3 separate regions of the Homo sapiens genome follow, and all the other regions are linked to region 1. A link is an interaction called in ENCODE POLR2A ChIA-PET data of the cell type or tissue named here. Cell type or tissue: GM12878. All regions are shown on one strand. Each heading gives the region's core, and the rest is flanking DNA. Links, peaks and the distances in the headings are about the cores only. Region 1 overlaps PPM1K-DT (PPM1K divergent transcript). Region 2 overlaps HERC6 (HECT and RLD domain containing E3 ubiquitin protein ligase family member 6). Region 3 overlaps HERC6 (HECT and RLD domain containing E3 ubiquitin protein ligase family member 6).

What was found. ChIA-PET counts read pairs that join two places held together with the same protein. Peaks named below come from ENCODE experiments on the same cell type or tissue, not always from the same donor. Only the 100,000 strongest peaks of a DNase experiment are listed, where the experiment ranks them.
Region 2: POLR2A ChIA-PET joins it to region 1 with 10 read pairs; 2 of 35 experiments call an interaction of 5 or more read pairs at or near these places.
Region 3: POLR2A ChIA-PET joins it to region 1 with 11 read pairs; 2 of 35 experiments call an interaction of 5 or more read pairs at or near these places.

The regions. Positions count from the first base shown.
Region 1 is chr4:88,311,022-88,322,187 of GRCh38, forward strand. PPM1K-DT (PPM1K divergent transcript) reads left to right here. Exons shown (of 5, transcript NR_134238.1): 2 at 775-850; 3 at 5,665-5,786. Among named protein-coding and RNA genes, the nearest start is that of PPM1K-DT, 32 kb to the left of the region's middle. RefSeq lists an enhancer at 9,818-9,897. In GM12878, for the core only: no CTCF peak of the experiment used is centred there; no DNase peak of the experiment used is centred there.
Region 2 is chr4:88,403,558-88,414,723 of GRCh38, forward strand. HERC6 (HECT and RLD domain containing E3 ubiquitin protein ligase family member 6) reads left to right here. Exons shown (of 23, transcript NM_017912.4): 9 at 1,319-1,440; 10 at 1,997-2,056; 11 at 4,967-5,060; 12 at 9,520-9,709. It also overlaps a transcript of LOC102723458 not described here. Among named protein-coding and RNA genes, the nearest start is that of HERC6, 30 kb to the left of the region's middle. In GM12878, for the core only: no CTCF peak of the experiment used is centred there; a DNase peak (open chromatin) is centred at 8,324.
Region 3 is chr4:88,416,775-88,427,577 of GRCh38, forward strand. HERC6 (HECT and RLD domain containing E3 ubiquitin protein ligase family member 6) reads left to right here. Exons shown (of 23, transcript NM_017912.4): 13 at 651-805; 14 at 7,086-7,199; 15 at 7,821-7,928. LOC102723458 (a long non-coding RNA gene) reads right to left here. Exons shown (of 5, transcript XR_938976.3): 2 at 3,582-3,654; 3 at 2,800-2,938; 4 at 2,528-2,634. Among named protein-coding and RNA genes, the nearest start is that of HERC5, 35 kb to the right of the region's middle. In GM12878, for the core only: no CTCF peak of the experiment used is centred there; a DNase peak (open chromatin) is centred at 3,317; H3K27ac peaks cover 1,232 bases.

The DNA of each region.
Region 1 (11,166 bases), core at 3,415-8,414:
AGGTTTTGCTATGCTGTGTTTCCATTATCATTTGTTTTAAGAAATTTTTCAATTTTCTTCTTAATTTCTTCATTGATTCACTAGTCATCCAGGAGCATATTGTTTAATTTCCATGGATCTGTATGATTTCCAAAATTCCTCTTGTTGTTGATTTCTAATTGTATTTCTTTGTGGTCAGAGAAGATGCTTGATATGATTTCAGTTTTTTGAGTGCTTTAAGACTTGTTTTGTGACCTAACACATGGTCTATCCTTGAGAATGATCAATGTGCTGAGGAAAAGAATGTATATTCTACAGACATTGGATGAAATGTTCTGTAACTATCTATTAGGTTCATTTGATCTATAGTGCAGATTAAGTTCAATATTTCCTTATTGAGTTTCTGTCTAGGAGATCTGCCCAATGCTGAAAGGGGAGTGTTGAAGACTCCAGATATTATTGTATTGAGGTCTAGCTCTCTCTTTAGCTCCAATAATATTTGCTTTATATATCTGGGTGCTCTAGTGTTAGGTGCACATATATTTATAATCATTATATCTTGTTGCTGTATTGACCCCTTTATCATTATATAATGACATTCTTTGTCTCTTTTTAGAGTGTTTGTCTTGAAATCTATTTTGTCTGATGTAAGTATAGCTACTCCTGCTCTTTTTGGTTTACATCGGCATGGATATCTTTTTTCATCTCTTTTTTTAAGTCTATATGTATCTTTATAGGTGAAATGTGTTTCTTGTAGGCAACAGATCATGGGGTCTTGTTTTTTCTTCCATTCAGCCACTCGATGTCTTTTGATTGGAGAGTTTAATCAAACAGAAGGAGTCTTCCATTGTGGCCACCACAGCTGGGAATGGTGAGTTGTTATATTTGCTACAATCAATGAGTCTACATTGACACATCATCATCACCCAGAGTTCATAGTTTACATTGAGGTTCATTCTTGGTGTTGTATATTCAATGGGTTTTTATAAACATATACTTATTAAGGACTGCATAGTGCACCATGGTGCTATTGTGTCTGGAATTGTTGGGTTCTTGGTCTCACTGACTTCAAAAATGAAGCCGCGGACCCTCACGGTGAATGTTACAGTTCTTAAAGGCAGCACGTCCGGAGTTTGTTCCTTCTGATGTTCGGATGTGTTTGGAGTTTCTTCCTTCTGGTGGGTTCGTGGTCTCGCTGGCTCAGGAGCAAAGCTGCAGACCTTCGCAGTGAGTGTTACAGCTCTCACGGTGGCGCGTCTGGAGTTGTTCGTTCCTCCCGGTGGGTTCGTGGTCTCACTGGCTTCAGGAGTGAAGCTGCAGACCTTCGCGGTGAATGTTACAGCTCATAAAGGCAGTGTGGACCCAAAGAGTGAGCAGCAGCAAGATTTATTGCAAAGAGCAAAAAAACAAATCTTCCAAAGTGTGGAAGGGGATGCAAGCGTGTAGCCACTGCTGGCTTGGGCAGCCTGCTTTTATTCTCTTATCTGGCCCCACCCACATCCTGCTGATTAGTCCATTTTACAGAGAGCTGATTGGTCTGTTTTACAGAGAGCCGATAGGTCTGTTTTGACAGGGTGCTGATTGGTGCGTTTACAATCCCTGAGCTAGACACAAAAGTTCTCCACCTCCCCACTAGATTAGCTAGATACAGAGTGTCGATTGGTGTATTTACAAACCCTGAGCTAGACACAGAGTGCTGATTGGTGCATTTACAAACCTTGAGCTAGATACAGAGTGCCAATTGGTGTATTTACAATCCCTTAGCTAGACATAAAGTTTCTCCAAGTCCCCACCAGAGTAACTAGATACAGAGTGCCGACTGGTGCATTCACAAACCCTGAGCTAGACACAGAGGGCTGATTGGTGCATTTACAAACCTTGAGCTAGATACGGAGTGCCGATTGGTGTATTTACGATCCCTCAGCTAGACATAAAGGTTCTCCAAGTCCCCACCAGAGTAACTAGATACAGAGTGCCGATTGGTGCATTCACAAACCCTGAGCTAGACACAGGGTGTTGATTGGCGTGTTTACAAACCTTGAGCTAGATACAGAGTGCTGATTGGTGTATTTACATTCCCTTAGCTAGACATAAAGATTCTCCAAGTCCCCAACAGACTCAGCAGCCCAGCTGGCTTCACCCAGTGGATCCCGCACTGGGGCCGCAGGTGGAGCTGCCTGCCAGTCCCGCGCTGTGCACCCGCACTCCTCAGCTCTTGGGTGGTCAATGGGACTGGGCGCCCTGGAGCAGGGGGCGGTGCTGTGCAGGAGCCCACAGCTGGCGGGGCAGGGTGTGGCGAGGCGGCTCAGGCATGGTGGGCTGGACCCCTGCCCCGCAGGGAGGCAGCTAAGGCCCAGCGAGAAGTTGAGCACAGCAGCTGCCAGCCCAGGTGCTAAGCCCCTCACTGCCCAGGGCCAGCGGGGACGGCCAGCCGCTTGGAGTGCAGGGCTGCCAAGCCCACTCCACCCAGAACTCGCGCTGGCCCACAAGCACTGCGCGCAGCCCCAATTCCTGCCTTCACCTCTCCCTCCACACCTCCCGGCAAGCTGAGGGAGCTGTCTCCGGCCTTGGCCAGCCCAGAAAGGGGCTCCCACGGTGCAGTGGCGGGCTGAAGGGCTCCTCAAGCACGGCCAAAGTGGGCGCCAAGGCCAAGGAGGCGTGGAGAGTGAGCAAGGGCTGTGAGGGCTGCCAGCACACTGTCACCTCTCACTATGGTCTCAATATCATTTGTCCCCACCAAAACTCATGTTGTGGACTGGTCTCCAATGTGGCAATGTTGGCAGGGCAGATGGTGTCTCTAAATGATTAGGTCATTAAGATAAATTAATGTCCTTCTCATGAGACAGGGTTAGTTCTCATGGGAATGGATTAGTTTCTGAGAGAGCCGGTTGTTATAAAGTGAGGGTGCCTTTGCAGCCATTGAAATACAAAAAATAAAATGAAGTTGCCCCTAGTGTTTTGCCCTTTCTCACACAAACCTAGTTCGCCTTCCATTTCTCCATGCTTTGACCAAGCATGAGGTCCTTGTTGGAAGCTGCCAGATGTTGCTGCCTAATCTTGAACTTCCCAGCTTGCAGAACCATGAGCTAAATATATCTCTTGTCTTTATAAACTTCTCAGGCTCAGGGATTCTGTTATAGCAATACAAAATAGACTAATACACATGGTATGTATTTATCATGAGAACTTTATACTTTTATTTGAAAATCCATCTTCAGACTTTTTCTATTATATACAATATAGATAATGCAATGTGTGTTAAAATTCTTGCTTTTTAAACTTATAAATCAATATGAAAATAAGATTGATGCATAGAACAATAGAAGAGAATGTGAATAAGTAATTGTAGAAGAAGAAATATAAATGGTCAATATAAAATGAGAAGTTGCTCAACCTCATTAACAATCAATGAAGTGAGAGTTGGAACAAGACATCATTTTTGAGAGCTATAGATTGATGGATATGAAAAAGATTGATAATATCAAGGATGGCACTGCTATAAACTAGGGCTGTAAGGGCAAATTGCTGTACCCTTTTAAGGGGACAGTAGCAATATGTAACAACCGTTAAAATGCACAGACCTTTTGCATTATGTTTAACTTTGTATACCTGCAGTGATAGCATTGTTATGTTAGATAGTTCTTATCTTTTAGAGATAGATATTGAAATACTATGAATGAAATTTTATAATAACTTGGATTGCTTCAACATAGGCTGCTGAGGGTCAGGCGCAGTGACTCACACCTGTAATCCCAGCACTTTGGGAGGCTGAGGCAGGCGGATCACTTGAGGTCAGGAGTTCAAGACCAGCCTGGCCCACATGGTAAAACCCTATCTCTACTAAAAACACAAAAATCAGCTGGGCTTGGTGGTGCGCACCTGTAATCCCAGCTACTCAGGAGGCAGAGGCACAAGAATCACTGGAACCTGGGAGGCGGAGGTTGCAGTGAGCCGAGATCATGCCCCTGGCACTCCAGCCTGGATGACAGAGTGAGATTCTGTCTCAAAAAACAAAAAACGCTGGTGAGTAGGTGAGGGGAAAGTAGGTAAGAGTACAGATGAAAGACGTGTGGCCATGAGTTCATGTTTGTTGCATCTGGGTGATGGATGAGTACATTGGAATTATTATACTGTTCTCTTTACTTCTATGTTTTAAAAAAACTTTTACAGAATAAAATGTTGAGGAAGAAAAATAAAAACTTGCAATTAAATTTTAACACAGCATTTATTTTTGAGAAAATTTATCCTAAGGAGAGGATCAACTAAGTGGGCAAAGATATAGCTACAAAAAGATTCAACATAACTTTCTAATTAAAGCTTCAATCTGGGCATTGAGCTCTTTTTTATCTGAGCAAAGAACTAGTTTGATGAGATCCTGAACAGTCAACAAACTGGTGACTCTGGCTCAGGAGAAGACATGCATTTCATATTAAAGGTCAAACACCCACAGCCCAATCACTTTTTGATAAGTAATATCCAGCAAATGACACCAATTTTAGCTACCTAATAAGATGAATCTTAAGTGAACTCTAAAGAAAGATACGGTGTTCAGAGTTACATACAGTGAAATTATAAAACTAAGTATAGCAGGTCCTTGAATAACATTTTTTTTCAATGTCATTGTGTTATGACATTGATAAGGAAAAAAAAAATCAATTCCCAGCTGGGCCACTGTTTGTGTGAAGTTTACACATTCTCCCCACGTCTGTGTGGGTTTCCTCTGGCTACTCAGTTCCTTTCCACACCCCAAAGATGTGCACATTAGGTGAGTGGATGTGTCTAAATGTCCTAATCTGAGTGTGGGTGTGTGTGTGAGTGTGCCCCGTGATGGAATGGTGTCCTGCCTGTCCAGCGTTGATTTCCACTTCTCGCCCTGAGCTGCTGAGATAGGTTCCAGCTACCCAAGACCCTGAACTGGAATAAGCAGGTTGGAAGATAAGTGAAAACAAGTTATTATAAAATAAATATTCATAAAGTATATGGTAATCATACAAACACACAACAATAAATGATGTGGTATGAAAGTGCTCAGTGAGCCTGCTATATTCGTTATTGTTTGTTTTTTAACTGTGTAGTGGTAGGAGGAGCCTCTTACTAATTTTGCTTTGCAAATACTTTTGATTTAACCACCACCACTACTATTGCTGTCACTCACTGACTGACCAAAAATCAGGTAAATAAATAAATATCTTACTTGTTTTTATTTACCTGTCTTATCTTTAAACATTTATTTATTTTAATGTTTAATATTAGAAGTGTTTTAGGTCTTTATTTAGAAGTTTGGTAATGTTTCTATGACCAGAAATATGCCATAGAAACATAACTCTTGTTTGTATCAATTAGCCTATGGTAAAATTGGTTTCATTATACATTATTTTGCTTAAAGTTGAAGTTCCCAATAACATATTGGTGACATTAAGTGAGGACTTACTGTACAGAAAATTTGCTCAGTTTTACGTGGGAGTATTCTTTTTTTTTTTTTTTTTTGAGACAGGATCTCACTGTATCACCTGGGCTGGAGTGCAGGGGTGAGATCATAGCTCACTTCAGTCTTGAACTTCTGGGTTCAAGCAATCCTCCTGCACTGGCTATCCAAGTAGCTAGAACTATAGGTGTACACCACCACATTTGGCTGACTTTTCTTATTTTTTTATTTATTCATTTATTTGTTTATTTATTTTTTAGAGCTAAGGTCTTGCTATGTTGCCTAGACTGGTTTTGAACTCCTGGGCTGAAGCAATCCTCCCACTTCGGCCTCTCAAAGTGCTGGGATATCAGACATGAGCCACCTGCCATGCTTGGCCTATGTGAGTATTCTTAGTTGTCATTATTTACATTGTACTATAGACTAAATGTTTGTGTCCCCTCTAAATTCGTATGTTGAAATCCTAACCCCCAATGTGATGGTATTAGCAGGTGGGGGCCTTTTGTAGCTGATTAGTTCGTGAGGGTGGAGCGCCCATGAATAGGATTAGTGCCCTGATGAAAGAGACCCCAAGGAGCTTTCTCATCAACTTTCTGCCATGAGAGAAAACTGGGAACTAGGAAGCAGGTTCTCACTAGACATCAAATCTGCCAGTACCTTGATCTTGGACTTCCCAGCCTCCAGAACTGTCCCCCTTAGTCATCCCACAGTGGTGAGCACCTAAGGTGACTTAACAACAGTTTTGTACTTTGTATCAGATGCACAAATGCATTCTCACTTGCCCTTTGTGTGTGTGAGTGCATTTCTATCTTCTTTTATGTTCTCTTTTTATTATACTTATGTTCATTTCACAATTCTTTTTTTTGTTTTTAAGAGAGTTGGGGGCCAGGCACGGTGGCTCACACCTGTAATCCCAGCACTTTGGGAAGCCAAGGCAGGTGGATTACCTGAGGTCAGGAGTTCAAGACCAGCCTGGCCAAGATGGCAAAACCCCATGTCTCTACTAAAAAAAAAAAATACAAAAATTAGCTGGGCCTGGTGGCAGTTGCCTGTAATCCCAGCTACTCCAGATAAGTCACAAACTCTGAAAAGTCAACAAACTGGTAACTCTGGCTCAGAAGAAGGCATGCATTTCATACTTAAGGGTCAAATACCCACAGCCCAATCACTTTTTGATAAATGACATATCCAGCAAATGTTACCAATTTTAGCTACCTAATAAGATGAATCCTCAAGAGGCGGAGGCAGGAGAATCACTTGAACCTGGGAGGCAGAGGTTGCAGTGAGCCAAGACTATGCCACTGCACTCCAGCCTGGGCAACAAAGTGAGACTCTATCTCCAAAAAAAAAAAAAAAAAAAGAGAGAGCGAGAGATGGGGGTCTCACTCACTCTGTCACTCAGGCTGGAGTGCTGTGATGCAATCATAGCTCACTGCAACTTCAAACTTCTAAACTCAAGCAATCCTCCCAATTCAGCCTACTGAGTACCTGGAACACAAGGCACACTCTACCACCTCTGGCCAATTTTTGAATTTTTTGTAGAGACACCATCTAGCTATGATTCCCAGTCTGGTCTCAAACTCCTGGCCTCAAGCAATCCTCCTGCCTCAGCCTCTTGAGTAGCTGGGATTACAGTCATGAGCCACTGTGCCCACTTGAATCTTTATTGAGTGCTTATTCCTCAAGAAATGCTATAACAAATGTTAGAAATTAAATGGTGAGTCAAAACAAAGTCCCTGTCTTTCCTGGGGTTTACAGTAATACTCTCTCCATGAACATCAACAACAACAGTAACTAATACACATAATTACATTTATTGATTAATTGAATGCTCACATACACATAAAGATATCATTGTCATTATTTTGTCAAGGGGGAAAGGGAGGCACAGAGAGCATAAGGAATTTGCCCAGAGTCATATGCTCTAGTGGTGGAGCCTGTATACTGTTTGTCTCTCCTTTACTATATTTACTCTCCCATGAATTGTAAACCAAAAATAAAATTCTAAGGCACCACAACCATCTGAATGGGCCCCTCCTCTCAGCCAGGGGCATTCCAAAGCTAACCTGAAAAAAATGAGTTCAGGCCATGATGAGAAAAGGGAGCCAAAATGCCTCATTATACCCTCCTCCCTTTTGGAATTACTGATATAAGAGGCTCTTTAAGTCTGATAAGAAATATTTACAATCTATTCTCTCTCAAATCTGCTACCTGGAGGCTTTATCTGCATGATAAAACCTTGGTCTCCACAACCCTTATCATAATCCAGACATTCCTTTCTATTGATAATAACACTTTCAACCAATTGCCAATCAGAAAATCTTTGAACCTGCCTGTGACGTGGAAGCCCCCAATTCCAGTTGTTCCACCTTTCTGAACTGAACCATTGTACATCTTACATGTATTAATTGATGTCTCATGTCTCCCTAAAATGTATAAAACAAAGCTGTGGCCCAACCACCTTGAGCTTATGTTTTCAGGATCTTTTGAGGCTGTGTCATGGGCCATTAGTCACTCATAACTGGCTCAGAATAAATCTCTTCAAATATTTTACAGAGTTTGACTGTTTTCATCGACACAATGTAAATATCATCTGAGATGTTATACTAACCCATTTATTTATTATTCACTCACTACATCGTTATTAAACATCTTTGATGTGCCAGGCATGTGGGGGTGGCTCTGGGCAAACAAAGAAATATGCTCAGTCCCTGTCATTGAGTGAGGCCCATAAACACATAATTCCAGCACAACCTGTTATGTGAAAAGACAAGGTATATATCAAGTGAAATGTAAACAAAGGAGGAAATGACTAACTTTGCTTGGGATTGCTGAGAAAGACTTTGTAGAAGAGAAGATTTTTTATCAGTGTCATGAAGGCTTAATAGCAACTGATTTGTTAAAGAATCATGAAAAGATCAACCCCAAGAAAGAAAAGGAAACATGGAAGGACCTGGACTGGAGTCACGCCAGTACAAGGAGGATACTGGCAAAGATGAGGTAGGTGGATGGGAAATAGCAGGACTTGAGGGTAAGACATTGAGTTGAAAACAAAATAATGGTTATTGATCAAACGCAGTGGGGCTTAGGCTGGGGAGTAATGCATATGGATCTGGTGCCATTTTGAAGGACATTGTTGAAGGCAAGGGAAAGCGTCCCCTTCACTCTCTGAAGGTTTGCTGAAAATATTTAACAAGAAGACGATTAATAGGAGAAAAGGCATACAAATTTATTTGATCATAGTTTTTCATGACACAGGGGCCTTCAAAATGAAAGCCCTCCACCTCGAGGTTACAGAAAGAATATGGATTCAGAGCACAGCCAAAAACAGGCTATGGTGGTAAACTAGGCTTTAGTGGCAAAACAGGTTATGAGAGAGACAGAACAGGAGGCCTGCCTAGCAAAGTTGGCCTTATTATATAGATGAAACCTCATGGGTAGCAGACAGAATAGATGACAAATTCTTCTTACCTTTACCAAATTCTCTCACCTCTAAAGGTGTCAGACTCTTAATCTTTCCTAGATCTGACAAGGGAATCCTGGCTGCATGAATATAGATTCTCTACAGATGTAAATTTCCCCCAGGAAAGACAGCTTTGTAGGGCCAATTCCGTTTGCTGGCCCTCTGGCAGTCATCTCAAAGTATATCAAAGAAATATATTTTGGGGTAAAATATCTTGATTTCCTTCCACATCGAGGATGAAAGTTGCTGAAGAAAGGAAAAAAATGTTGGTAGCTCTTGCAGTGATCTAAGCAAAAATTGAGGCACTGGAGAGGAGACTTATTGAGGGGTATGAATCAACAGAGCTTGATTAAGTCTAGGGGTTAAAGGAGTGATTGGGTGACTGAGTGGATAATGGTAACAATCAAAATAGTATCTCAAATTCTACAAGATTCCTTTTGAGCTAGAGTTTGCTCAAAGTACATTCAAAGCAGCACCTGTTGAACTCTGACAGCCCAGAAAAACAATAGCTAACTCACGCATGGCTAAATAGCTCTTAGAATCATAGTGAGTCATTGTTTTGGTTATATTAATGGATTAATTCAGTTAATCCTCACAAAAACCTCATAAAGTAGGCAGGACCATATTCCATTTTACAAATGAGGAGATCAGTTCAGGAAATTAGAACAGAGAGGTGAACTAACTTAACCAAGGTGATATAGCCACTAAGTGTTGGAGTCTGACTTCAAACACAGTCAGTTTTTATACTGCCTTGTTTGAAGCCTGGGGTGAAGATGGAGGTGGAGTGCTGTCCTGGGAGTGGGGCTGAGGGATGCAGCACTTTACAAGGGCAAAGTTTCCTACAAATCACCTTTAAACATCTTTCTTCCTTCTCAAAGTTCACACTCACCCTGGCTGCCAAGTGCTCCCTGCTCCTCGGGGCTATTGCTGTGCTGTTCTTGAGAGCTTCCTCCTTCCACCAGACAGTTTCTGTTCCCCTTAGTTCTGAGAAATGTGGCCGTCCTGGCCTAGCACCCTCCTAGGAGAAGTGAAGTCCCCTGCAGATCTTTCTGTTTGTTTGTTTTTCTGGAGCAAACAAGCCCTGCTTTCAATTCAGGGAAAGGTGGAAGGAGAACAGAGGTCTGGGAATGTGAAGAAGCTAAGACAGTGGATTTGATTGGGCACTTGTTTTGTTTGTGGTGTCTCAGGGATATTCAACTGAAAAGAGAAACCACAGAGATAGGAAGCCAGAAGAGGTTTGAAATTCTTTTGAAATACTTACTAAATATTTGCTTTCAGACACTTTGCAGGAGTATTCAAACAGCATCTCCCTGTATGTTGGAAAGCAGCCCGTGTACACAGCTAAATATTTTTTCTAAATAATCTTGAAAAGGAAACTAAACCAATCATGCATCACTGACAAAGATTTTGTCTTTTTTTTTTTTGAGACAGAGTCTCGCTGTGTCACCCAGGCTGGAGTGCGGTGGCATGATTTCAGCTCACTGCAACCTCCACCTCCCGGGTTCAGGCGATTCTCCTGCCTCAGCCTCCTGAGTAGCTGAGATTACAGGTGCATGCCACCACACCCGTCTAATTTTTGTATTTTTAGTAAAGATGGGGTTTTACCATGTTGGTCAGGCTGGTCTTGAACTCCTGACCTCGTGATCTGCCTGCCTCGGCTTCCCAAAGTACTGGGATTACAGGCGTGAGCCACTGCGCTTGGCCTGTCTTTTTTTTTTTTTTTAATAGGATCTGTTCTAAAAGTAATTTATGATTTGCATTCTGAAACTTGCCATCTAGTCAAGTTTAAAGACCCATGTAGGAACAAATATCATAAAAGTACAAAAAATTGATCATCATATGTATGTAAATGTTGTAATTTTTAAAAAGTCTTCGTGATAATGAAAAGAATCCATGTTGACTATAGCAAACATAAAATACAGAATTTAAAAAATTCCTCTTACTGTCACATATAAGCACCATTAACATTTTGGATGTATTCTCTTCCAGACTTCCTGCAATCTCTTTCTTTCTTTTTGATTACTATATTTCTTTATATTTTATTACTACGGTTGTTGCTAGTTTTCCATTTCAAACATAGCTATTTTCTCTACATAATGCATAACCTGCTATTTAAAAAAAAAACAAACTTTGTTTAAAAATGTACAAAATTAACACATTCTCATCCAAAAAAGAGGTCTTGCAGTGAAAAAGCATATAGGGTCAAAATGATATGTTTCCCTGGTCCCATTCCCCAAGGTAGCCTCAAGCAACAGTTTGATGAAGTTCACAAGTTTTTCCAAAAGCAAAGCCATTCTTG
Region 2 (11,166 bases), core at 6,029-11,028, 95 kb after region 1:
TCCTGGCTAACGCGGTGAAACCCCGTCTCTACTAAAAATACAAAAAATTAGCTGGGCACAGTGGCAGGTGCCTGTAGTCCCAGCTACTCGGGAGGCTGAGGCAGGAGAATGGTGTGAACCTGGGAGACAGAGCTTGCAGTGAGCCAAGATCATGCCACTGCACTCCAGCCTGGGTGACAGAGCAAGACTCTGTCTCAAAAATAATAATAATAAAATAAAAATAAAAAAAATTTTAAAAAGGAACCCAGAGAGGTAGGTATTATTATCTTTTTATTTATTGTGGTAAAATATATATAAATACAATTTGCCATTTTTATCATTTTAAGTATACAATTTAGTGACAGTGACATTAATTACTTTCACAATATTGTTCAACTGTCACCATTATCCATCTCCAAGGCTTTTTCATTACCCCAAACAGAAATTCTGTAACTATTAAATAATAACTCCCCATTCCCTCTCTCCGCCCCCAGCTTTAGGTAATGTTGAATCTACCTTCTGTCTCTATGAATTTGCCTGTTCTAGATACTTCATATAAGTGGAATCATACAATATTTGTCATTTTGCATCTGGCTTATTTCATTCGCTTGTCTTCAAAATTCATCCATGTTGTAGCATGTGTCAGAATTTCATTTCTTTTTTTTTTTTTTTTGAGATGGAGTTTCGCTCTTGTTGCCCAGGCTGGAGTGCAATGGTATGATCTTGTCTCACTGCAACCTCCACCTCCCAGGCTCAAGCCCCTGCCTCAGCCTCCCGAGTAGCTGGGATTACAGGTGACCACCACCATGCCCGGCTAATTTTTTGTATTTTTAGTAGAGACAAGGTTTCACCATGTTGACCAGGCTGGTTTCAAACTCCTGACCTCAGGTGATCCGCTTGCCTCAGCCTCCCAAAGTGCTGGGATTGCAGGCATGAGCCACTGTGCCAGCCAGAATTTCATTCCTTTAAGGCTGAATAATATTTCATTTTATGTATATTTAAAAAATCTATTCATCTGTTTATGGACATGGGTTGTTTCCATCTTTTGGCTATTGTAAATAATGCTGCAGTGAATAATGATCTACAAGTATCTGTTTGAAGCCCTGCATTCACTTTTTTTTTTCTTTTTTAATGATGAAACTAAGGCTCAGACCAAGCAAAGTGGCCCAGGCTAGGAGGTGGAATAGCCCTACCGGTCTGACGCCAAAGCTCCTCCCACCAAATGCTACCACCCAAGAGGGCAGGGCCTATTTACCACCCATGCCAGGTGATTTACTGTATAATTTACTACTGAACGTGTGTGTGTTCCTGATCATTCTTGTTTCTTCCTTCCCTGAAGGATACTAGTTCCACACGTGCTCCCGGGAAAACCCTGCCAGAAATAAGCCGAATTAGCCAGTCCATGGCAGAAAAATGGATAGCAGTGAAAAGAAGAAGTACTGAACATGAAATGGCTAAAAGGTGGCTCTGTCTGATAAATTATAAGCCACTTTTATCTGGTTCTGGGGCTTTGGTCATTTTATCCTAAGATAGAGGTTTTGGTTTTGTTGTGAAGGTATTTGCATTTTGACCATGATTCTCTTCTACAGCCTCTTAGTGTGACTAGGTCATCAGTGTACTCATTTACAGATATATGGAGGACATGTGATATCCCAGGTGACTTACTAGGTGAGGGAGTTGCAGGAGTGAATCAAAAAAGCTCACAAAGCCTTTAATAAGGTGGACTGTTTTCATATCTTCATAGTTTACCCCTTTGGAGTTTTATGAGTTTTGGTCTTCACAGGGATAGGTTTTATTTAAACCTACGTGACTTGAACAAATCAACTATAAAGGGTTTTGGTGAGATTTAGAAATAATATGAACAAAGTATACCCAGGATTTGGGAGACTCTTAAGAGAGTAGTTATTTTCATTAATAATTATTCCACGTCATCATTTACTTATTCAGACATAATAAGATTTTCAAAAGGCATGCTTTATTATATGTTGTGACTTACCCCTTGTTATTACTTTTACAGTGAAATTAGAATGATATTTTCATCTCCTGCTTGTCTGACTGCAAGTTTTTTAAAGAAAAGGTAATACTTACATAAGATTTACCTTCATTTAAAACACTGGAAAATATTTAAAATGAAATGTTTCAAGTAAGTTTAATTTGTGAATTTTGTTATTCTTGCCCACAAAGTCCAACACAGAGAACTCTGTAGGTTGTTATAGAATTCTTTCATTTTATGAAGTAATTTTCTATTAGACTACCATAAGTTATAATTCCTAATTAATATTGTTTACTTCCTTCATACCACTTTACTCTGTTGTCTGATTAGAAGGAATGGTGTTTTTTCAGGATCTTTGTATATACAAAGGATCGGCTAAATCTCACATTGCTTTAGTACTTAGAAGCCAAGAGTACACTTTACAATTTTTACTGTGTATGATCAATTAAAAAATAGATCTTATTTATGTTGTCTTTAACTCACTGCTACAGAAGAAAATCTGATTTTACTCCTATTTGGTTTAACATTTGGTCTGATCCAATAGTTGAAACAGTTCCTGTAATGCTCAATATTTGGGTCTTCTATTTCTGCTCTTTCCTCCAAGCTCTCCAATATGGCACCTGTGTGTAAAAGGGAAGAGAAGGAGAAATAGCAGTGTAGAGGGTCTTAGGCTGCCCTCTGCCTCTTTGGAGGTTGATGCCTTGCTGATCTGTCTGCAGCTAGTGTAACTCATATGGGTTCTCCTTTGCCTGTCCCTCCCTTGTTAACTTGGTGTTAAGTTTGCTCACTGGTTCAAAATATGGTGATACACATCTTGTACCCACTGCTGGTCACTAGGTGGTACTCACTTAACCCTTGTTGCTATTACTTGCCGTTGTACAACCCTCTTGGCAGTCCCATTAGTTCTTAACCCAGCTGCATTCTCAGTCAGCTTGTGGGATTAGAGGAACTGTTGGATGCCAATAACTTCACCTAAGGCTAATTCTTACTGCATGTGGGAAAATCTTTTCTATGTGAAGATTGTTTTCTTCCTAATGTGAAAAAGTATCCATGCTCACTTCCCAGGAGTGAGGAACTCCTAAGATGTCAAAGATTGCGAAAGAGAATATATTTTAAGGGGGAAATTTATAATACTTTGTTTTAGTACTTGCATAAATATTTTAGCCCTAATGTTACTATAAATCAGTTAATCTAGCAAGGAGAAAATCTTTCTTTGTTTTTTTATTATTTATTTATTTATTTATTTAGAGGTGAAGTCTCACTCTGTCACCCAGGCCGGAGTGCAGTAGTGCAGCTCGGCTCACTGCAACCTCCACCCCCAAGTTCAAGCTATTCTCCTGCCTCAGCCTCCTGAATAGCTGGGATTACAGGTGTGCACCACCACACCCAGCTAATTTTTTATGTTTTTTGGTAGAGATGGGGTTTCACCATGTTGACCAGGCTGGTCTCAAACTCCTGACCTCAAGTGATCCACCCACCTTGGCCTCCCAAAGTGCTGGGATTACTGGCATGAGCCACCGCGCCCAGCCTCTTTTTTAAATTTTTATTATTTTTATTTATATTTTTGAGACAGGGTCTCACTCTGTCACCCAGGCTTGAGCGCTGTGGCGTGATCTCTGCTCACTGCAGCCTCCGCCTCGTGGGTTCATGTGATTCTTCCACCTCAGCCTCCTGAGTAGCTGGGATTACAGGCATGCGCCACCATGCCCAGCTAATTTTTTTGTATTTTTAGTAGAGACAGGGTTTCACCACGTTGGGCCAGGCTGGTCTCGAGCTACTGACCTCAAGTGATCCGCCCACCTCAGCCTCCCAAAGTGCTGGGATTACAGGCGTGAGCCACTATGCTCGGCATTTTGTTTGTTTGTTTGTTTGGTTTTGTTTAATGTTTAGAGATGGGGTCTTGTGCTGTTGCCCACGCTGTAATGCAGTAGTTTGATCATAGCTCCCTGTAGCCTTGAACTCCTGGCTTGAGCTATCCTTCCACCTCAGCCTCACAAGTAGCTGGGACTACAGGTGTGCACCACCATGCCTGGCTAATTTTTTTTTTTTTAATTTTTTTGTAGAGACAAGGTCTTCTCTATGTTGCCCAGGCTAGTCTCTTGAACTCCTGGCTTCAAGCAATGCTCCCACTTTGGTCTCCCAAAGTGTTGGAATTACAGGCATGACCCACTGCCGCTGGCATACAATATTTGATAATGCATTATTTAAAAATGGTTAGGCTTATTGAATGCTGGCCTCTCAAATATCACTAAAACAACTTGTTGATAAGACAGGCCAGAGAGAACAGCACACCTGGACAAAGCGTTGGTACTGTTTCTGAGAGGAAAGACCAGTTCGGAATTTATTTACAATTGGGAGTCTGGCTTAAGGAGGTCTTTCAATATGAGAGGGAAGGCTGGAGGTTTGACTTGGACTGGGTAAATGTACAACAATCCAGGATGGGTGCAAACTGTAAGGTAAGGATTTTGAGATAAGGGATTCAAAGAATCTATGGGCACAAACTGTTGATGCTCTCCATTGAAGAGTTAAATGGGTCTTTCAAGAAGTTCCCATGATGAACAATTTACATTTGCCTGGGCAAAAGTTTCCTGGAAAAGTAAAGTCATGCTAATAAAAACAGTGGAATTGCAAAGTTCTGTAAATATGAATGGTAAGGAGGGTGGGGGGTAGGTAGTTCTAGTTCTTAGTGTGCAAACTGAGTGCGGGGGCAGATGGTTTCTGTTGTCAGATTCAGCACGTAAAATTTTGTTAATATGGCAGTCCAAACTTGATGTAGCCACTACAGAGATAATAAATTGTTATCTACTGTCTTTTAACAAGGAGAACATAAACTGTACATTTTTTATGTCAAGTAAGTTGATTATTTTGAAAGGAGGTAAGCTTTAAGAAAAAGGTTTGTATCTTATATGTAATAAAGCAACAAATGACATACAAACTTTAGAAATATCCCTTTCCTTATGTTTATGTGGTTTCTTGCATTTCTTGTATCCAAAGAGGAACTGGAGAAACGACTTCCATTGATGTGGACTTAGAAATGGCAAGAGATACCTTCAAGAAGTTAACAAAAAAGGAATGGATTTCTTCCATGGTAATAGCCAATACTTACTTTAGATATAGAACAAATACGATTGCAGTTTATTTTTGTTGGAAGCTGGGTGAGATGGGAACTATGATTGTAATTGCCCGATGAGTTCTTCCTGCCCACTGCAGAAACAAAAATCGACCCACTGAGACTATGACATTGTAGTAAAGAAAGAGTTTAATTGACATGAGGCTGGCCATGCCATGTAGGAGACAGAATTATTACTCAAATCAATCTCATGAAGGCTCAGGCTCACAGCTTAGGGGCTTTTCAAAGACAGTTTGGTGGGCAGGGGGCTAGGGTAGGGGGCATGCTGACTGGCTGAGTGAGAGATGAAATCATAGGGAATAGAAACTGTCCTCTTGTGCTGAGTCAGTTCCTGGGTGGGGGCCACAGGACTGGCTGATGGGTCCAGGTGGGACCATCCAGTTGTCAGAAATGCAAAAACCTGAAAAGACATCTCAAAAGGCCAATCTTAAGTTCTAAAATAATGATGTTATTTGCAAGAGTAATTGGGGAAGTTGCAAATCTTATGACCTCCAGAATAATGGCTGATAATTATTTAGAATTCAAGCCCCTTTCATCCTCCTAACTTGTTGGACTTTCATTAGTTTTACAAGAACAATTCAGTTTTGGGGACAGACTATTATCATTTAAACTATAAACTAAATTTCTCCCAAAGTTAGCTTGGCTCATGCCCAAGAATGAGAAAAGACAGCCAACCTGTGAGGCTGGAAGCAAGATAGAGTCAACCATGTCAGATTTCTCTTACTGTCATACTTTTGCAAAGGTGGTTTTATGATTGGGGCCGAAAGAGGGGGCTAGTGTTCATTATGAAATTACTATATTCCAGGTACTATTAGGTGCTGACATTTATTTTCTTATTGAATCCTTAAATGTACAATAGATACAATATTTTTATTTTCAATATAATCAGAGCAATGCTCGAGAGGTGGATAATCTCTAGCATGATATAGGAAAAGAGCATTGGTTTGGGAAGCAGGATAACCTTATCCTGGACTGATCAACTGAAAAGCCACTTCTGTATTCTGAGATGAAACTTACATCTATTTGAGATGAATCTCTGTTACTACTTCATCCTTTCTCTTTGGATCACATTTTCTTTACCTGTTGAATTCATCTTTAAAATCTATTCCAGTTTAATATTGTGTGATTCTGGGTTGTATTGGGAAGAAAATTTTCTTTTCCTGTCCTGACTCAGGTTTGAGCTGGTGGATGGGGTCACTGAAAATTAATAATTAACAGAATCTCTTAGTGCTCAGGATGCTGTAGACTGGGTAGCTTAAACAACAGACATTTATTTCTCACAGTTCTGGAGGCTGGGAAGTCCAAGACCAAGGCACCATCAGGTTTGGTGTCTGGTGAGGGCCCACTTCTTGGTTAATAGATGACCATATTTTCAGTGTCCTCACATGGCAGTGTGAACCCCAAATATCTAAGACAGGTCTCAGTTAATTTAGAAAGTATATTTTGCCAAGATTGAGGACACACGCCTGTGACACAGCCTCAGGAGGTCCTGATGACATGTGCCCAAGGTAGTGGGAGCACAGTTTGGTTTTATACATTTTCAGGAGACACGACACATCAATCCACATATATAAGATGAACACTGGTTTGGTCTGGAAAGGCGGGACAACTCAAAGCAGGGAGGGGCCTTCCAGGTCTTAGGTAGATGAGAGAAAAATGGTTGCATGCTTTTGAGTTTCTGATTAGCCTCTCCAAAAGAGGCATCAGATATGCATCTATCTCAGTGAACAGAAGGGTGACTTTGAACAGAATGGGAGGCAGGTTTGCACTAAGCAGTTCCCAGCTTGACTTTCCCCTTTAGCTTAGTGATTTTGAGGCCCGAAGATTTATTTTCCTTTCACAGCAAAAAGGGCAAGAAATCTCTCTGGGGTCTCTTTTGTAAGGGCACTAATCCATTCATGAGAGCTCCAATCTTGTGACCTAATTACCTACCAAAGGCCCCACCTCTTAATACTATCATATTGGGGGTTAGGATTTTAACATATGAATTTTGGGGAACACATTTAGCCTATAGCACAGGAGGAAAAAAACAAGTTTTGTACGCTTGCATGTGGGGCATTCAGATGAAGAGGCTCCCTGAACAGCTAGGGATAAGAATTTATAAACCAACTTAATGGAGGAAAGGGAGAAGGGAGAAAGGGCTCCTATGGGAAGAACAAATGGGATTTTATGGAGACAAATGGAAGGTATGACAGTTTGTGAGAATGTTTGTTTATGCAATTTCTCATCCACATGCAAGTTGTCTGAATGATTGGTCTCCTTTTTAGCAGTGTAGCTCCTCAATGGGGGATGTACAAGAGCTTCATACTAGAAGAGCTCTGCATTAGTTAGATAAAAGAAGCTCCAAAAAGGCATCTCAAATGTCTTCAGTTAGTAAAATAATCTTTATACCATTTTGATGGGTCTGAGTGGGTCCTTATACTTGGAAGGGACAGGCGGAAAGTGTTCCTTAATGTGTAGTAGATACAATATTTTCATTTTCAAGATGAAGTGATAATAGCAAATATTATGAAGTATATTTCTTAAATGAATTTAGGTGATATGGGAGATAATTTGGGGTGCTGTTCCCGGTGTAAGTTCCAAGGGACATTAGTTTTATAAAAAACCCCATAAAAAAGGGTTCTTAATGAGAAAACTTTGGGAACACTCCCTACTATTATGGAGTCATGATATGCGCATTAGGAAATCAAAGATTCTATGATGTCATACACTAAAAGAAATCTCTTTTGACCCTATTTTTCTTGGAGTTATTTGACATTGTGATGCTATTTTCTGGCATAACACCTACTGGCATTCCACAGAAATCATATTCTGCTAGACATGTGAAAAAGCAAATTTTAAGAATTTTAATGTAATAAAAACAATATATAGTACATCACAGTTTATTGTTGCATATATCACTTATTTACCCTTAGGACATGAAAGGCAAACACTGTAATTACAGAACATAGATCTATCAGGTAGAGTAAATATGGCTAGCTGCTATGACAAACAACTTTGAAATCCCAGTAGCTTAACACAGTATTTTCCAACATCCTAGTCCAACAAGGGTTGGAGGTCAGAGGCACCTTTGCACAGGTTCATTCAGGGCTGAATCAGGCTTCTTTCCAGCATCTCTAGGCCCTGGGGCTGTAAAATCCTCCACTCAATCTTTTGGGTTGGCTAGCAGATGAGGGAAGTGAGTATGGAAGTTCCCATGAGAGGTTTCAGTGGCCTGGCCTTAATGTGTCACACATCACTTTCTCCCACATTGGTGAGCTAAGACTCAGTCACATGGCCCTGCCTGATTGCAGGGGAGCCAGGGGCTGCCATCTTCCTATAAACCCAGGAGGAAAAAGAAAAACGACTGGCAAGGTGAACATATGGCATTTTCTCTGCCATGGTAGATTTTACTACTATGGTAGTGCCACAGTCACTTTCTAATCGAGTAACGCTGACTTCCTCTGAGTCTCTCCTTGCTCATCTGTAAAAACAAGGTAAAACACAAATAAAGCAAAAATTACCTTACAGGATTATCAGTAAGATTAAATAAAATGATTTACACGAGATCACCTGACACATTGTAAGTACTCAATGAATGTTCAAACAAATATAAAGAATACCATACAAGTTTATTCCCACTAGTATGTTTTTATATACGTCCTATTTTAAAAGTTTACTTCTGGGCCAGGTACACTGGCTCATGCCTGTAATCCTAGCACTTTGGGAGGCCAAGGTGGGAGTATCACCTGAGCCCAAGAGTTTGAGACTGGCCTGGGCAACATAGTGAGACTCCATCTCTACAAATAATTTTCTAAAATGGGCTGGCTGTGGCAGTGCACTCCACTTAGGAGTCTTGAGGTGGGAGGATTGCCTCAACCAAGGAGCTTGAGGCTGCAGTGAGCTATGATTGAGCCACTGCACTCCAGCTGTAATTGAGCCACTACACGCTGAAGTAAAACTTTACCTCTGGATGAAATAAATAATATAAAAATTTAGAGCTATTTTTCTCTGCAAATTTTTCTACTGATACATGAGAAAACAGAAAGAAAGAAATGGATATTGTGTGAGGGGAAGGGGACAGCTCTTCCTTCTAGAAGGAGGAATACTAATGTGACCTGCATACAACATTGCTTTTGAAGGGCTTTGTATTCGTTTTGAATCCATAATTCACTCAGTATATCCATGCTCATGGGATTTCACTTTATTTTCTTCAGGGAACCTGATATAAAATGAGGAGGATGGCTCTCATGTACTATATCAGGGGTATTTGGGATGGAAGGAGTGATGGAGTCTCATCAATAGGTTTCAGAATGGCTAAGTGATTATTCTAATTGGAACATGGTGGAGTGAAACCCTTAATTTCACAGCTTGCTTCTCACAATCCTCTGTATCTAATATATCCTGGGTCTGTTCCCTGATCCTATTTTTACCACAGATAACTACGTGTCTCGAGGATGATCTGCTCAGAGCTCTTCCATGCCATTCTCCACACCAAGAAGCTTTATCAGTTTTCCTCCTGCTCCCAGAATGTCCTGTGATGCATGATTCTAAGAACTGGAAGAACCTGGTGGTTCCATTTGCAAAGGCTGTGTGTGAAATGAGTAAACAATCTTTGCAAGTCCTAAGTAAGTTTTATGTCACTTTATCTGTACTCTCAATATAGAGTCACTCTCTGAAGTAGACGTTGTAGCAAATTTTGAATAGAAGATTTCAAAATAGACAAGTATTTGAGAACATGGCATGTAAATTATTGAAAAGATTAATAATCTAAAGCTATTATAATTATTAGTTCTATCATACAAAGCAGGTGTAGTTTTTAGACTTGGATGTGGCTTTGACATCAGAGTTTGGTAGCTATAAGGTATTCATTTTAGACTTGGATGTGGCTTTGACATCAGAGTTTGGTAGCTATAAAGTATTCAATCAAGATCAATCCATACTTTAAAATTTTTTGCTCATGTTATTTTGAAACTTTTGACATTTTGACCAGATGATGAAAAACAAATGTTAAACTTTGTATTATTATTATTTACTTTATTCAGTACTGTATTATGTCCTTTTATAGCTTTTAGCGTATATTGAAAGTTCAGTGATTACCCAATAACCCAATGGGGTCCAGATGTTTATATACCCTTCTACATAGAGGAGAGGGGAGGTAGGGAATGTAGACAATTCTTTTGAGGAGTAGTAAATGACTATTAGGGAGAATGAGTGACCCAGGAAACAGAAATTAACTTGTAAATGATTCTCCTTGGAATTGGAATGAGCCTGAGAGGCAGGCATTATCTTTTGAAAAAATACATCTAGGTGTGGTTACATTCCTCAGTCGTCTTGTCTGTGACAGATAATGTAATTTCAGAGATGGCATGAAAGGCAATTCTGTTCTCTGTAGTGGGTCCAGTCTTAAGGTAGATAAGGGAGTGTCAGAGAAAAGCCTTTTCCAGCATCTGCTGACCTTCAAGGGCCTTTAACTTAAAATAATCAGCATACCAGGGTGCCATATTTTGGGGCAAATTTCCCTGGACTCCTTCACTTAAGAGGTACAGAGGGCCAGGCATTGTGGCTTACACCTTAATCCTAGCATTTTGGGAGACTAAGGTGAGAGAATCTTTTGAGCCCAGGAGGTTGAGGGCAGCCTGGGCAACATAGTGAGACCCCGACTCTACCAATTTTTTTTTTTTTAAATCAGCCATGCATGGTGGCACACACCTGTGGTCCCAGCTACTTGGAAGCTGAGGCAGGAGGATCACTTGAGCCCAGGAGTTTAAGTCTGTATTACTGGAAAGGGGTCCCAATCCAGATCCCAAACAAGGGTTCTTAGATCTCACACAAGAAATAATTCAGGGAGCGTCTATAAAGTGAAAGTAAGTTTACTAAGAAAGTAGAAGAATAAAAAATGGCTACTCCACAGGCAGAGCAGCTCCTTGGGGCTGCTGGTTGCCCATTTTTATGGTTATTTCTTGATTATGTGCTGAAGAAGGGGTGGGTTATTCATACCTCCCCTTTTTAGATCATATAGGGTAACTTCCTGGCATTGCCATGGCATTTGTAAACTGTCACGGTGCTGGTGAAAGTACAGCAG
Region 3 (10,803 bases), core at 366-5,365, 100 kb after region 1:
TGAGTCTACTTATGGAATCTCTATGTGTTTGCTTTTCATATATCTAGGTAATACTGTTTTAATTACATTTGCTTGATAATGTATTTTAACATCAAATTTATTTGTTTTCTGAGAGTTATTCTGAGAATTTAAAGGTTCCACATTCCAAATCCATGTTGCAATCCAGTAATATTAAAATATAATTATTGGCTATTTTAAAAAGTACATGGCCATGTACCAGATGTTCATAAAATCCAAACACATATATAATATTTTTTCATTTTTTACAGATTAAAAACGTCCTTGATGCCATTGTATGTGTTTGTGTATTCACCTGTGTGTGTTTTCAGACTTCATAGATACCCTATACAATTGTCAGTTTGAAAATCATGAAGTCAATCAATTAAGCATAAATGTGAGCCATTAACCAATTTCTTCAAATCCTGAATTTGAGCTTTTCAAAATTCTAATGATACTTAATAAGGGAAAAAAATTTCCACATCTGTGAGCAGTAACTGTTGTGCAGGATATACTTAAAAAAGATATTCATAAATTATGCCATCAGAAATGTAAAATATTATCTATTTCTTACATTAAAGAACCCACTAGAAACAGAGATTTGGGGGGTGGTAGGAAAAACATATTTATCATGGCTAATTTTACACCCCCAGAGAAGTGTTGGGCATTTTTGCAAGAATCTTCTCTGAATCCGCTGATCCAGATGCTTAAAGCAGCCATCATCTCTCAGCTGCTTCATCAGACTAAAACCGAACAGGATCACTGTAATGTTAAAGCTCTTTTAGGAATGATGAAAGAACTGCATAAGGTAAGGGTTACTCTAAAGGAATGCATGTACTATTTTATGTAATCAAAATCCCTTAAGTCTCAACCAGTTGGACTTCTAAGAAGTCAAATAAAAATCATGAGGAGTCAAATGTTTTTTAAAGGAGTATAGAAAAGGGAAATGTTTGGCATAAAATAATTAGGGATTTAAAAGTTGAGAAACTTTAGGAGGACTTAAGATGTTTTGTAATGGACTTCTTTCATTAAGAAAAAGTACACTGTGCTTGTAATTCTAGCTACTCTGGAAGCTGAGGTGGGAGGATGGCTTGAGCCCAGGAATTTGAGGCTGCAGTGAGCTATGATTGTGCCACTGTACCCCAGCCTGGGTGACAGAGCAAAACCACATTTCTTAAAAAAAAAAAAAAGTAAAGTACACTGAAGATACTGCTACATGTAACAACATACAACAACATGGATGAATCTCATCAACACAGTGATAAGCAAAAAACACACCAAAAATTACACTCTATGTCATCTTTTATAAGAATTTTAAAAACAAGCAGAGCTAATCTATAATGACAGAAAGCAGAATGGTGTTACCTCTTGGGAAGGGCAATTGGTTTGGAAGGAGCATAGGAGAACATCCTGGGGCCTGCTAGAAATGTTCCATGTCTTCACCTGGACAGTACTTACCCAAGTGAGTATGTGTGTAAAAACTCACCAAGCTGCACATTTAAGATGTATGCACTTAGTCAATGTATGTTGTAAGAAAAAAAACCCAGAATCACATAGAAAAACCCTCCCTCAAAGTAGGAGCGAGCCAAAAGACCAAAAAATGACTTAGGACAAGCCCAGCTTGATGAGTAGATGTTGTCTATTAGGACTTACATACAGGGCACTCCTGGACGGCAATAGGACAGCTCTAGTGATCTGTGCTGCCTCCCATCTCTAAACTGCTTTTAAGCGAATTTTCTGGCTCAAAGAGCTACAGTGTTTGAGCCATGAGAATGTTTTTCTTGGTAGGTTCTCAGATACTCTCCAGGATGTTTGGGTTCTCAGGGACACCTGCTCCTCAGCTGGGCACCGTGGCCTTGGCTCATTGCCTGGCCTTCAGGGTTAAGGCACTGGATAAAAACCCTTAAGTAACTTGGTGAGAGACCCATCACACTACACATGTGTGATTTTTTTGTTTGTTTGTTTGTTTGCTTGAGACAGAGTCTAGCCCTGTTGCCCAGGCTGGAGTGCAGTGGTGTGATCTTGGCTCACTGCAACCTCTGCCTCCTGGGTTCAAGTGATTCACCTGCCTCAGCCTCCGGAATAGCTGGGATTACAGGCACCTGCCACCACACCCAGATAATTTTTGTATGTTTAATAGAGATGGGGTTTCACCATGTTGGCCAGGCTGGTCTCGAACTCCTGACCTCAAGTGATCCGCCTGCCTCGCCTCCCAAAATGCTGGGATTATAGGCGTGAGTCACTGTGCCCAGCCCAGATATGTGATTTATAAATGAAACATATATGTTTTATTTGTAACTTAGTAAAAATTAAATAGAAAGGAAGAAAAGTTCACCGAGGACTATGGCCAGAACAAAGAAAGGGCCCAATGGATACTGTTAGATCAACTCAGTCTGTCTATATCAGAATATTTGCTAAATCCCACTGTAGAAATATCAAATGAGGCCATTAGGATTTGGTGTCCACGTTCTCTATGGCTGTGTCAACATTAGGGTCACCAAGAATGCAAAGTCTGTTTTAGTAGAGTTACCTAGAGTCAGTGGTATCCAGAAGTCACTGGGCGTGGTTACATCATCCTCATTCTGCTTTGGGTGGTAGTCCCAATAAAGAGAAATCAGACTGGACTCTTGACTAGATCTAAAGATTGACACAACCATGTTACAGATGAGTGTCTGAATTCACAGTGATCAGTGATTCACAGAAGAGCTCTTAAATTCCAGAGAAGTAGACCAGAGTAATGAGCACTAATGTCTAAGGCACCTAGGGCAGCACTTCTTAAACTTTAATATGCATGCAAGTTACCTGAGATCTTGTTAAAAAATTCAGATTCTGATCCGGTAGGCCTGGGGTGGTGCCAAAGATTCTGAGAAATTCTTAAGTGATGTCATTGCTGATACCTGAAGGATTTATGCTTTGATGTTCTTGTGCCTAGGAAGAAAAGCTATTAAACTAATTAATAATGAATTAGTAATTAAGACCATTACACTGTAATTTACTGTCTTAAGCTGCAATTAATAAACATAATATTTGGTCTCGGTTCTGGAATGGTCTCTAGTATTGTGGACAATTGGAAGACTATATTTGTTTTACTAATGTTGTGATAGAGAAAGCACAATATTAGGTCATGCTAACTTCAGACGTACATCCTAGGACCCAAACATTGTCATAAATCCTCTCTCTTCCCCTCTCCCTCTCCCTCTCCCTCAAACATTGTCATCAATCCTCTGTCTTCTCCTCTCCCTCTCCCTCTGCTCTCTCTCTCTCTCGGCTTTTTTCTTTTTGGGTTTCATTCTCTCTTACTATATATAGGGTGTCAGAGCAGGGCACTGTTTCTCACACTAACTTTCGTTTTCTTTCTAGGTTAAATTTACTTCTTAATAAAATACACCTCTTTCCCTGGCGCTTTGTAGTACTCCTTGTGTTGAAAATCAAGTATTCATTTGGCTGTTAATCTATCCTTGTACCTGTATAACACCGTACAAGTTACTGTATCTTTATAATAAATATTGATATGTGATAAAGTTTCAACTTTTATCTTCTCCTTCAGTGTTATTGTTAAACTTAAATATTAACTTTAGAATTACCTTTTTGTTCCAATTCCACAAATTCCATTTGTCGGGCTTTTGATTGTGTCTTTGACCTGGTAGTGAAATGAATCTATAGAACAATTGGAGAGAGAATGACAACTTTACTGAGTCTTCTAAGTCTGATCATGACATAGCTCTCTGTTTATTTAGTTCTGCAGTTTCTTACAATAATATGTTATAGTGTTCTATGTAGAAGTCTTGCAGTCTTTTATTAGATAAATCATGAGTACTTGATATTTTATGTGGTTATATATCTTTTTAAAACAGCTTTATTGAGATATAATTCTCTCATTTAAAATATACAATGTCATGCCTGTAATCCCAGCACTTTGGGAAGCTAGGGTGGAAAGATTGCTTGAGCTCAGGAGTTTGAGACCAGCCTGGGCAACATAGTGAGACCTTGTCTCTATTTTTTTAAAAATAAAAATAAATAAATAAAATGTGCAATGTAATACTTTTTAGCATATTCATGGAGTTGTATAACCTTTACCCAAATCAACTTTACAACATTTTTATCACCCAAAAAGAAGCCCTATACCCATTAGCAGTCACTCCCCATTCCCCATTCCCCCTCAACTCCCATCCCCTTATTCTCACTCCAGCCCTAGGCAATCACTAATCTACTTTCTGTCTCTACAGATTTGCCTATTCTGGACATTTTATGTAAATGGAATCACACATTATGTAGTCTTTTGTAACTAGCTTTTTTCACTTAGCATAATGTTTTCAAGGTTCATCTATGTTGGAGTATGTATGAGTACTTCATTCTTTTTTATTGATGAATAATATAATGCATTGTATGAAATACCACATTTTATATATCCCTTCCTCAATTGATGGATATTTGGGTTATTTCCACTCTTTGGCTATTATGAATAATGCCGCTATTTAAATGTCTGTACAAATTTTTGTGTAGACATGTTTTCATTTCCCGTATATACCCAAGAGTGGGATATCTGGGTCATATGGCAACTCTAGTTTAATCTTGTGAGGAACCAGCAGACTGTTTTCCAAAGCAGCTACACCATTTTGTATTACCACTAGCAATGTATGACAGTTCTAGTTTTTCCACGTTCTTTTTTCTTTTCTTTTCTTTTTTTTTTTTTTGAGACGGATTCTTGCTCTGTTGCCCAGGCTGGAATGCAGTGGCAGGATCTCGGCTCACTGCCACCTCCACCTCCCAGGTTCAAGCGATTCTCCTGCCTTAGCTTCACAAGTAGCTGGCATTACAGGTGTACACCCCATGCCTGGCTAATTTTTGTATTTTTGTAGAGACTGGGTTTTACCATGTTGGCCAGACTGGTCCCGAACTCCTGACCTCAAGTAATCCACCCACCTCAGTCTTTCAAAGTGCTAGGATTACAGGCATAAGCCACCGCACCCGACCACTTTTCCACATTCTTGCCAACACTTGTTATTATCTGTCATTTGGATTATAGTTATCCTAGTGAGTGGGAAATGATATTTCCTTGTGATTTTGACTTGTATTTCCTTGATGGCTAATGATGTTGAGCAGTTCATATGCTTATTGCCCATTTCTGTATCTTATTTTGAGAAATGTTTATTTAGGTCTTTTGTCCATTTTAAAATTAGTTTATTAGTCTTTTTATTATTGAGTCATAAGAGTTCTTTACATACAGTTACAAGTCCCTTATCGGATATACGATTTGCTAGTATTTTCCCATGTGTTGTTTTTTCACTTTCACCATGGTGTCTTTATGCACAAATGTTTTTTATTTTGATGATAAATTCATCTACTTTTTCCTCTTAAAAGTTAAATTTTTAACTGTCTTTGATGTATAGAAATGCAGTAATTTTTATACATTAAGCTTGTTTTTTAACAATCTTGTTAAATTTACCTACTAAAACTAATCTCTTGACTTCTTTGGATTTTCTCTGTATAGAATCATATAACTTGAAATAATAACAGTTTTGTTCCTATTTATTTTTCTTTACTTATTTCATTGGCTAGGACAACCAGTATAATGTTTTATAACCTTATTCTGATCTCAAAGGGAAAACCTTAACATCCAGTTTTATGTTTTGCTGTGGGATTTTTGTAGATACGTTTTTAAAAGGTTAAGGAAACTTCATTCTATTTCTAGTTTGCTGAGGGCTTTGTTCTTTTAGATCATGAATGGATACTGAATTTTATTAAATGCTTTTTCTGCATACGATGGCAAAATACACAGATGGGTTTTCAGCTGTTTTAACTTTATCTACTTGAAGTAACACAGCCTGCTCATGTGTTATAGATTTCAAAGATTCCATTTGCTGATATTTTGCTTATCATATTTGCATCTATATTCATGAGTGAGACTGGTTTGTTATTTTACTTTCTCATAATGCCCCTGTGAGGTTTCTGGACCAGGTAATGCTAATCTCATGAAATTATTTGGGGAATATTCTTTCTCTATTTTATGTAAAAGATTGTATAATACTAGCATTTTCCTTAAATGATAGGTAGAACTAATCTATAAACCTTTTGGGTCTGGAAATTTCTTTGTCGGAAGTTTTTTAAATTATGGGTTTAATTTATTTAACAGCCACAGGATTATTGAGATTTTCTATTTTTTTCTTGTATTGCTGGGTATTTCCCCAGGATTTGTCTCTTTATCTAAGTTTTCAAATGTCCTATTTTTATCTTTTTAATCTCATCACAATCTGTAGTTTTGCCCCATTTTTCATTCTTGATACTGGTTTTTTTTTTTGTTTTTTTTAAAGTCTTACCAGGAAATTGTTTTTTCTTTTTTAAAGACGCAGTCTTTTCATTTGTTGATCTTGCTCCTGTATATTTGTTTTTCATTTCCTTAATTTATGTTCTTAAGTTTCTTATTTCCCACCTTCTATCATTTGGATTCATTTTTGTGATGGAGGCATTTAGATCATTTAGATCACTGATGCTTCCTCTAGGAAGCCTTCTTGAACCTCTTAAGTCTTTCCCCAATCAGAAACTGTATCCTAAATTCCTGGTAACTTGTTGTTTTTACCTACTAGACCACAGATTGTCAATCTACACCCAAGGGCAGTCTCCTGTTTTTGCAAATACAGTTTTATGGGAATAGATCCACATTCATTTGTGTAAGACAGGACATTTTAATCTAAAGATTTGTCCTGTGCTTGACAAAAATAGTGTGTGCCAAGTTAGTATTTATTAATTAAGGAGCAAAGTGCTGAATTTGTTAAAAGTACCTTGGATTTTTATGGTGCTTTTATTCTCAAAATCTAGAAACTATTTCCAGTAAATCTATGCCCTAAAAATTAGTTTACTAATCCACACTGTCAGCGTCTTATCTTTGACATTTCTTCATGAAAATTAAGGAAATTATAGCTCAGAAAATGGAAACTTTATAGAACTCTATTTCATCACTGACAAATGTTTTCAGTTTAGAGAGCTTTCTTCTTCTTATCTGTATAACAGCCATACATATATATCTATATATCATAGATTAAATCACTTATTGATAGAAAATGAAATTCACAGGTCATATTCTCTTTAAGGTAAACAAAGCTAACTGTCGACTACCAGAAAATACTTTCAACATAAATGAACTCTCCAACTTATTAAACTTTTATATAGATAGAGGAAGACAGCTCTTTCGGGATAACCACCTGGTAAGAATAACATTTTTACTTCTGAAAATGTTCATATTTTAAAGGAAGACACATTACTGTAGTATCTGTAAAGGTACTCTTTGATAAATCAGGATTTGAAAATTTTTTAATTGCAATGATAAATTTGCTAAATTTGATGATCACTGAAAACTTAAATATATTTTAATCATAAAACAAATGCAGTTTTTGAAATTTTGTTTCTAAGTAATTCGGATTCTTACAGATTTCTGAGGCCAGGTGCAGTGGCTCACACCTGTAATCCCAGCACTTTGGGAGGCCAAGGTGAGCAGATTGCTTGAGCCCCGGAGTTTGAGACCAGCTTGGGCAACATGGTGAAACGCTGTCTCTATCGAAAAAATACAAATACGTGGTAGCACGTATCTGTACTCCCAGCTACTCAAGAGGCTGAGGTGGGAGGATCACTTGAGCCCAGAGAAGGAGGTTTTAGTGAGCCAAGTTTATGCCCCTGCACTCCAGCCTGGGCAATAGAACAAGACTCTGCCTTAAAAAAACAAAGAACCACAAAAACCAGATTCCAAAAAAAAGGCGATAAGGTAAAGGAAGTAAGTTTTTTTTCATTGTTTTTAATTATCAAAACTATTATCTCTGTTTATTTTTTAGATACCTGCAGAAACCCCCAGTCCTGTTATTTTCAGTGATTTTCCATTTATCTTTAATTCGCTATCCAAAATTAAATTATTGCAAGCTGATTCACATATAAAGATGCAGGTATGTATGTCCTATTTTTTAGTATGAAAAATTTCAAACATATATAAAATAGAGATAGTGGTATAATGAATCCCATCACCAAGATTCAGCAATTGTCAACATTTTGCCACACTTTTATCTATCACTTTTTTTCTTTGTTGTTGTTACTGTTTTTGCTGAAGTATTTTACAGCAAATTTCAGTTCCAATGTCTCTTCACCTGCCCATACTTCAATGCATTATTTCTGGTTGTCCTACTCGTGTTCACTGTGAGATTCATGAGTGGTTCAAGTGGCAACCACATGATTCTTTCATTGTTTCTCATTAACCTTTTATTTAATAATTTCATCCATTATTTTCATTAAGGTTTGTGGTATGGCAATACTTCTAATCTTATTCCTTCCAAAGTCATTTCCTGGAATTAGGTAAAAAAGAGCTTTTCCTTATCAGTCAGGGCACTTGGTTCCTCCAAAATGGTTAAAGACCATTCACATAGGAAGGTAGAATAATTAATTCCTATCCCTTTAATTATCAAATGTTGCCAAATTACCCTCTATAGAGTTTGTAAATGCCTCTTCCACATGCTGTTCTCAGCAATGCAGAGTATTATCAAGCTTTGTGATCTTTTCCATTTTGATGAGTTAATCATGATATTTCACGTTGATTTTAATTTATATTTCTCCTTGTTATTTAATGTTCTAGTCCTCACTTTCTTTATATAATATGTATCTATTGTTTTCCTGCCATGAACAACACTGACGCTATCCAGTAATCTGTTCTTTCCTTCTCTCTTCCCTCTCCTCCTCTATCCAATTTTAATTGCTGTGTTCTTAAGTGCTAATCTTTGGATTAAAAATACCTCCTTAAGCTTCTTGGAGCTTGATTTATAAGCTCCGACTGATATTCTTTTATTCTTAAATAATGTCTATGAGTCAATCAATGAGTTTATTTTGTTTTCCACTTACTTTCACCCTTCTGCTTCTTTTCTGGTAGTTGTATTAGTCCCACATAAGATTTACATACTATTTTGTTTCTTTTATCACCATCAGCCTTAGTTCTCAGTTAAGTATATATAATGCCATCCCCTTATTATGCTAAAACAAATTTTCCAAACTTTTTTTTTATTGCTGAGGCTTGTTTTCTAGGTCATTCCTCATGAAAAGTTTATATCTATTTTTCTATGATATTTATATTTTAAAGACTCATAGGAATCAGAACTTATACCCATTATTGACTTTTATTACTAATTCAAAGGATGCATCTGGGTGAAACATAAGAAGTCTGAGATAGAACATGCACAAGAGAAGCCATTTCAGTTATTCATTCCCTTTTTATACCCCGCTAATTACATGGCTTACATGACATTTTCCAATGTGCCATGCCCCATAAATCCACGAATTCCAGGTTTATTTATAATAAGCAACCTAGACAGACAAGGTATATCCTGCTAGTAGCATTCCACAGGTAAGGGCTGTCCCTCTAGTTCCTATTATTATTATTATTTTGAGACAGAGTTTTGCTCTTGTTGCCCAGGCTGGAGTACAATGGTGCAATCTCAGCTCACCACAACCTCTGCCTCCCGGGTTCAAGCGATTCTTCTGCCTCAGCCTCCCAAGTAGGTGGGATTACAGGCATGCGCCACCATGCCTGGCTAATTTTGTATTTTTAGTAGAGACAGGGTTTCTCCATGTTGGTCAGGCTGGTCTCGAACTCCCAACCTCAAGTGATCTGCCTGCCTTGGCCTCCCAAAGTGCTGGGATTACAGGCGTGAGCCACCGCACCCGGCTTATTATTATTATTATCATCATCATCATCTTAAGACAGAGTCTAGCTCTGTTGCCCAGGCTGGAGTGCGATGGTGCGATTTCTGCTCACTGTAACCTTCACCTCCCAGTTTCAACTGATTCTCCTGCCTCAGTCTCCCAAGTAGCTGGGATTACAGGCACCCACCACACCCAGCTAATTTTTGTATTTTAGTAGAGACGGGGTTTCACCATGTTGGTCAGGCTGGTCTCGAACTCCTGACCTCAGGTGATCGGCCCGCCTCAGCCTCCCAAAGTGCTGGGATTACAGGCGTGAGCCACCACGCCCGGACTAGTTACTATTATTAGTGCCTATTACCAGCATGTTTACAAATATATTTGACCAGGTCATCTCTTCTTTTATTTCTGAGCCATCTGTTTTTATTTTTGTAACATCCCTGGTAAAGGGAGAAAATAGATTGTCTTTCCTTTCCAAACCTAACTTTCCCATCAATTTCCCTTAAACAAGACCTTCCCTTTATGGTATTTTCTCCTATAGTCATGTTTCTCTCTGGGTCATTTGTCTATTCTGCTAGTGAGTAGTCGAGGGTTGAGTGAATAATGGACTCGGGCAGATTGCACATTATGAAAGACTAGGAAAAGTCTGAGGACAAGAAAACTCTTACTTTTAGTTGTTATGAGTGAAGCTGGAAAGCTGACTTTACAATCCTGCTCTCCAAAGGAGAGATAATGGATATAGTTAAAACTGCAAGCTCCAAAGTGGATCACCAATTCAAATGTGTAAATGTGAAAAGGTAAAACCAATATACAGAGAACCGGAGTAGAGAAGCTAGAAATTAAGCTAAGAGGCAGGTTTCCCATCTAGCTCTTGGTTATGTAAAAGAAGGTACAGACACCTCTCCCTGCTGTAGTCAGTGGAGGACATTGCTGGCCACAAACCCATGGAACTCAGACCCATGGAACATGTTGCTCAGTAGTCAGTATTGCTGGATGTCCCAGACCTGCAGACTTCTGCAGGGCCACAGGAGGTGATGACCCACCACCAGAAAGGAACAGAGATGGAACTTGTTCCTTTTCCCTACAAATCTGGTGCCTAAAAAAAAAAATCTTAAAGAAAAACCAGAAGAATCTAGT